2 separate regions of the Homo sapiens genome follow, and region 1 is linked to region 2. A link is a contact called in ENCODE Hi-C or POLR2A ChIA-PET data. All regions are on one chromosome and are shown on one strand. Each heading gives the region's core, a stretch centred on a gene start or an enhancer-like site at or near the end of the contact. The rest is flanking DNA. Distances are from core to core; before and after follow the strand shown.

What was found. Hi-C counts contacts between places; a loop is a spot of excess contacts on that map. ChIA-PET counts read pairs that join two places held with the same protein, here RNA polymerase II (POLR2A). Pooled maps may share reads with other maps.
Region 1: a loop to region 2 is called in a map of endothelial cell of umbilical vein, with 5 times the contacts of the local background. The contact joins two enhancer-like sites. A Hi-C loop is called at or near these places in 6 of 168 maps with a recorded cell type or tissue (PC-3, PC-9, aorta and 3 more), 2 of 37 single-sample maps with no recorded cell type and 8 of 50 pooled maps. POLR2A ChIA-PET finds 5 or more read pairs at or near these places in 1 of 52 experiments (activated T-cell).

What each region holds. Positions count from the first base shown.
Region 1 is chr5:154,366,033-154,369,567 of GRCh38, forward strand. The region is part of intron 4 of GALNT10 (polypeptide N-acetylgalactosaminyltransferase 10); the gene reads left to right. Among named protein-coding and RNA genes, the nearest start is that of MIR1294, 21 kb to the left of the region's middle. Within about 2 kb of position 2,104, at least 15 of the 41 ENCODE cell types and tissues checked have a DNase peak (open chromatin) inside an H3K27ac peak, as active enhancers do; they include PC-3, PC-9 and endothelial cell of umbilical vein, where a contact is called at or near this core.
Region 2 is chr5:154,307,486-154,310,784 of GRCh38, forward strand. All of the region lies in intron 3 of GALNT10 (polypeptide N-acetylgalactosaminyltransferase 10), which reads left to right. Among named protein-coding and RNA genes, the nearest start is that of MIR1294, 38 kb to the right of the region's middle. Within about 2 kb of position 1,291, at least 3 of the 41 ENCODE cell types and tissues checked have a DNase peak (open chromatin) inside an H3K27ac peak, as active enhancers do; they include PC-3, PC-9 and endothelial cell of umbilical vein, where a contact is called at or near this core.

The sequences.
Region 1 (3,535 bases), core at 854-3,353, 59 kb after region 2:
GGTTGGAACTCCACCAGCAGTTGTTTGCTGTTTTAGACAATCATGTCATCAACAGCAGTGCTGCTTAGGGCACTTGAGTTGCCAGCCCTGTCTGTTAGGTAAAATAATATGCAGTCCAATATATGGCACTTACAAGTGTGAGCATTTGGCTTCTTCTCTGTCTTCTTGTAGTCAGCCTAAGCATTTATGTTGAAACACATATTATTTTATTATTTCTCCTTTACATCACAATTGGAACATTATTAGAATTTTTGGAAATGGGTGTTAGGCAGGTTATACTACATATTAATTTTATTTTAAGGTATTAAAGGGTGCCATATAAAACAGCTGTTTCATAAAGGGGCATTGAGTTGGAGAAGGTTGAAAACCCCTGAATTTTCCTTTAAACTGGAGCTACGAGGTAAAAATAAAAATTTTAAAAAAGAAAAAGAAAACCCCTGAATTAGAGGGTGAGTGAGTCAGCCGGATGTTGGAGCTATGTTGGTCTTTGACTAAGGGGGTTAGGTCCAATTCCCTCAGATCTGCTGTGTCCTTGATGTTTTCCAGCTGCTGAGACAATAGGCCCATAGATACCAAAAGCTCCAATACACACCTTTTCCTGGCAACTCTTATGGTGGTAGGAAAGACAACTAAAAAAGGCCCTCTGGAGTCTTTGGGAGAAGGAAATTGGCTATTTGGGAATAACCTCTTCCTCCACCTATTGGTACTTCAGAGATCTCAAGTCAACAGAAAATGATTCTGGTAATGATCTATTGAGGTAAGCAATGCAATGATAGTCCTGTGTATAAAACCCTGGGCACATTGTTGTCCATTCTCAGAAGGCTAGTAACAATAGCAATAGTAACCATGGTATGTCATGCAGAGTACTAGCCTTGGGTCAGGGGCCGTGGCAGAGGACCACCTGTCTCAGGATCAAGTGGGCCACCTTTTAACATTATAGGTTCCAGGCTGTGCCCTAGGCCAGGGTTTTTCAGATGGTAGGAGTAGACTCATTGGAAGGTCATAAAATCAGTTTACAGGGTCATCATGTCCAGGATTTTAACAAAAATAGAATACAAGAGGATAGAATAGAAAAAAATAAATGTATCCCAGTGAATCACACCTTGTATTTCAGTTATATGTGTGTGTATACTTTTGTATATATTTGTTTCAGGTCATGATGTAAAATGTATTTCTTTCTATGAGTCACAGTCAAAGGTTTGAAAGCCACTGTTCCCAGACATGTAGAATCAGAATCTGTGAGACTACCTCAGCATCTGTGTGGAAACCAGTTTCCCTGGGGGTTCTTGGGGCTGAGGTTTGAGAACCTTTGCTGTGAGCCCTATTGGGATATGTGTTCATTTGTCAGACCTTTTCTCACTTGAAGGTGAGAGGACGGAAACAGAGCAGCCAGGCTAGGTGGGGACCAGTGTGAATCTGAGGGCTGTGCTCAGAGACAGGAGGAGGGATGGGAGGGCACCCAAGCCAGCACCCACCCGCTCGCAGGTTTGCTGGGGTAGGGGGCAGAATAGTCTTGGATTCCTTAAAGAACTTCAGTTTTGGCCAGGCACAGTGGCTCACACCTGTAATCCCAGCACTTTGGGAGGCCGAGGTGGGCGGATCATGAGGTCGTGAGATCAAGACCATCCTGGCTAACATGTTGAAACCTCGTCTCTACTGAAAATACAAAAACAAAATTAGCTGGGAGTGGTGGCGGGCACCTGTAGTCCCCGCTACTCAGGAGGCTGAGGCAGGAGAATGGCATGAACCCAGGAGGCGGAGGTTGCAGTGAGCCGAGATCGCGCCCCTGCACTCCAGCCTGGGTGACAGAGCAAGACTCCGTCTCAAAAAAAAAAAAAAAGAGAGAGACTCAGTCTCAAAAAAAACAAAAAGAAGAACTTCATTTTTCTATTATTCTAGCAGGAAACATGGGATTCTGGTTTTGATCATTTAGAGTTCCTAATATGATCAAGATGGCCTAGGTTGATTTTTCTAAACTCACCTTCGGCATTATGTCACACCAGTGATCTGATCCTCAAACCTTTAGCATGCCTAGGAATCACAGGGAAGGCTTGTTAAAATCCGGCTCAGTGGGCCCCACCCATCTGCTTCAGTAGGTTTAAGGTGAGGCCTAAGAATGGACATTTCTACTAAATTCCCAAATAATGCTGATGCATCTGGTCTGGACTCACACTTTGAAAACCACTGTGTGAGATCACCAGAAAGGAATGTACCCAGCATAGATCCTGGCACAGCAGGAGCTCAGGAAATGCTTTCTTGATTAAACTGGACTGAATTCTCCTCAGCAGAGATGCTCTCGCTGAGGTTCAGTCGGCTCTCTGCTTTCAATGGTGCAAGAAATGGCTGGTTGATATTGAATTGTATGCTTTAAATGGGTGAATTGCATAATATGTGAATTATATCTCAGTAAAGCTGTTATCAAAAAGAAGAGGAGGAGGAAAGGAAGGGAAAAAAAAGAAATGGCCGGCTTTCCAAGCTGCTCATCAAAAGTGTCCATTATGCCTGAAATTGTCTTACAAGCGGACTCATGTCAAAGGAAAACAAAGGTCCTCTAGCTGAACTCTGAGCTTCCTTTCAGCTCTGCCACTCTCTAAAATTCCTCCTGGGGCTCTGAGCCAGAAAAAGTATGTCTTTCCTGAAGGGCTGATCTGTTTCCCTTTTCCAAACAGTAAATGATGCTTAAATGCCTGTGCATTTCACCTGCCAAAACCCGTCCTGATATAAACATAGCTTTCCTTCTCAACTTGTCTTTTTAATTTTCCTGCTGTTTATATTTACCTGTCTATAAGTTTTTCAAGCAAGGGAAAGCCTTAGACATCCTAGAGGACTAGGGTTGGAAACTGGTATTTGCCAGGCAGAATAGAGAGACTGAGGGCATTGAGAGGTGGTGTAGTTGCATGGTTAATAATAACAGCTTTGGAATCAGAAATACCTGCTATGATTCCTGGCTGTCACCTACCAGCTGTCTGAAAACAGATTCACACAAAACTTCTATGAGACTCATTTTCTCTTTGTCTAAGAAAGTTGTCACAAGAGAGTGGTCACTAAGAGAGTTGTCACAAGAATGAAATGAGGCCAGGTACAGTGGCTCATGCCTGTAATCCCAGCACTTTGGGAGGCCGAAGTGGGTGGATCACTTCAGATCAGAAGTTCGAGACCAGCCTGGCCGACGTGGCGAAACCCCATCTCTACAAAAAATACAAAAATTAGCCAGGCATGGTGATGCAGGTCTGTAATCCCAGCTACTCAGGAGGCTGAGGCAGGAGAATCACTTGAACCCAGGAAGCGGAGGCTGCAGTGAGCTGAGATGGCACCACTACACTCCAGCCTGGGTGACAAAGTGAGACCTCGTCTCAAAAACAAACAAAAAAAACCCCAAAAAGAATGAAATGAAGCAATGTGTATGATAGACAGCAACAGGGCCTAGGCACGTGGTAAGCACCTGACAAATCTTGACGATGATAAAGGTGAGGGCCCACCTCATCTTAACATTTCCTTTGGTTGGAAACACCGGAGTATCAAAACAGGATAAAAG
Region 2 (3,299 bases), core at 41-2,540:
GGCAGGCGCCTGTAGTCCCAGCTACTCGGGAGGCTGAGGCAGGAGAATGGCGTGAACCCAGGAGGTGGAGCTTGCAGTGAGTCGAGATCGCACCACTGCACTCCAGCCTGGGCGACAGAGTGAGACTCCATCTCAAGAAAAAAAAAAAAAAGAAATAATTCTATACAAATTTTTCCCCAAAATTAAAGAGGACGGGGTACTTTCCAACTCACTGTAAAACCAGCATTATCCTGATACCAAAATCAGACAAAGATATTACAAAAAAAGAATTTTACAGACCAATATCCCTCATGAATGGGTTGGGCAGGTGGTATCATCGTCATTATTCACTTTTCTTCAGGTCAGCAACTAGAAGATCAAAGGATAAAGAGGTGTGCCAAAGTCACACAGGTACACCCTGAGCAGGGTTGTATGTTTAGTGAAAAATAATAACAATAAAGTATGAAAAGAAAAACCTAGAATTCTATACCCAGTGAAAATATCTTCCAAAAAAAAAAAGATACCAGATAGAAATAGAGATCTTTATTCACAAAGAATAAAGATCTCTATTTCTATCTGGTATCTTTTTTTTTTATTATTTCTGTCTGGTATCTTTATTCACAAAGAATAAAGATCACTGCAAATAGTAGCCACGTGGGTAAATATATGCTATTTTTCTTATTGTTTAAATCTTTTAAAAGATAATTGTGGGGTAGAATGTAGTTGGAAAGGGATTTGTTACCATGGTTTGCCAACCATTGCGGCATTCAAAACACCCAGATAAAATGGTGGGGAATCAGAAGGAGGGAGTGGACTGTGAGGGAATAGCATCCTGGGCCTAGCAGAGCTGGTGGCTGAGGTCCTATTCAGGGACCACCCACTTGCCCCCATAATAATGTGGCCTTGGTGATGCTGAGTTTGGCTCGAGGAGTAGAAAACTTGATGTTCATAAATATTCCCATAGCAGAAAGGAAGTCTTCTCGAATGGTGATGTAAGCCTGGGGCAAGAAAGGGCAGGGATGTAACAAGAATTGAGCTTTCCTGCCCCACGTGGCATCACCAGCTGTGCATCCCTGTCGGAGACCCTGAGAACTAGGAGAAGCTGTTGGCAGAGCTGCTGCCTGTGCTCTCGGGCTCCTGCTTTGCATGCCCACCCAACTGACGTATCCAGAGCTAACTAGATCAGGAACTTTATCTACGGTAACTGTGTGTTTGTTATGGGCTCCTTTCTACCCTTCCACCTCCAGTCTGCAGCTCATCTGAAATGCAGCCAGCCCTTACTCAGGCTTATTATGCTAAAATGATCAAGAGATAGTCCCTGTCTTGAAGAGATTTCAAGCATATTAGTCACTTAAAACTGTCTCTGAAAGCCATTTATTCATTCAGCAAATATCTATTGAGTGTCTATTTTGTGTGCTTACTGTATGGCCTAGGTCCTAGGGAATCAGCAATGAGCAAATAGTCAAAATCTCCTTCCCTCCTAGAGCTTACATTCCACTGGGGGTAGGGGTGGGAGAGTCATAATATAAACAAACAAATAAATGGATTGATTTTTTAGATAGCAATAAGTGATGTGGGGAAAAAAGATTAACAGGATAAAGGGTAGAAAAAATAATAAGAATGGGGTAGATTTTATTTCAGGGGTCAGGGAAGTGCTGTCAGATAAGATGGCATATGAACAGAGCTATGAAGTGGTGAGAGGCCTAGCAGGAAAGTTGACCAGGGGAAGAGCACTGCAGGCAGAGGAAACAGCAAATGCAAAGGCCCTGAGACCACTGTGCCTGGCTTGTGGAGGCCAGTGTGGCTGGAGCCTGATGATGTGAATGATGAGAAGTTAGGCTGGAGAGGTGTCTGGGTGGTGGTCGGGTTGTAGTGGGGCTGGAGCTTTTCCCAAAATGACTAAGACGGGATGCCACTGGAAGGTTTTGAACAGAGAGTGACATGATCTGATTTTCATGTTAAAAGGATCACTTTGGTTGCTATTTTAAGAATAGACTGTAGGCAGCCAAGGGTGGAAGCAGGGAGACTAGTTAGGAGTATGTTAACAGCAAGGCAGGGGAGCGTGAGAGTGAGTCAGTCCACAGTAGGAGTAGTGGAGTAGCCATGGCTGAATTCTGGACATACTTGGAAGGTGGAGATGGAGGTGCCAGGATTTACTTACAAGAATGTGGATATGAGAATAAGAGAGAAGCCAAGGATAATGCCAAGGTTTTTGGCCAGAGCAGCTGGGGAGATGGAGTTGCCATCTGCAGGAATGGAGATGACTTTGGGAAGAGCAATTTTGGGGAAAATCACGATTTTGATTGCAGACAAGTTTGCGACACTGTTTCACATCCAAATGTCAATGTCAAGTAGGCAGTTGAATAAATGATCTCATTTGTGTTGTGAAAAATGGAAATAGTGACAAGATTTTTTTCTGAGTTGCTGTGTTTTTATTGTGGTTTTAATTAACTCACCTTCCTAGAATATCAGGAAATGCCTGAGGCATAACAGATAGTAAGCCTAAAAATGACCCAAGACCGGACGTAGTCTGTGGCGTGCAGTGTAATGGAGTTTGTGGTCAGCGTTCAGGTTATGGCGAGAGCGGTACCCATAACCTTCCACCCTTTTTGTTGGGAATGAATGACGGGAGTCTGCACCCGCCCCCACCCCATGGTGCAGAGTGGCTTGTCAGACCCTCCATAGAATAGAGACAGGCTTCAAAGACTATTTAGTACTTATTAGCAGTTTTTACCCTTTTTATCATGATTCATGTGGTAGAGCAAGCTCGCCTGACACCTTTATAATGGAGTACTTCAGTATAAGATTAGTGCCCCAGAGATACTCAGAGTTCAAGAGCAATGCAGCCTCCCTGTTTTGGTAGGTTGTTAGCGAGGCTGTTGTGGGAGGGGAGGGCCTGTAGATGGAATGATTTGTAAGCTGGGAAAGGAAAAAATCTAGGTTTTTCTTTTTTTGGACCATCACTGGGTTTTTTTTGTTTTTTTTTTTGTTTGTTTGTTTGTTTGTTTGTTTGTTTTGTTTTTGAGACAGAGTCTCGCTCTGTCATCCAGGCTGGAGTGCAGGCGTGATCTCGGCTCACTGCATCCTCCACTTCCTGGGTTCAAGCAATTCTCCTGCCTCAGCCTCCCAAGTAGCTGGGATTACAGGCGCATACCACCCACCACACCTGGCTAATTTTTGTATTTGCAGCAGAGACAGGGTTTTACCATGTTGGCCAGGCTGGTCTGGAACTCCTGACCTCAGGTAATCCGCCCACCTCAGCCTCCCAAAGTGCTGGGATTACAGGCGTGAGCCACCGTGCCTGGCCACATCACTGGTTT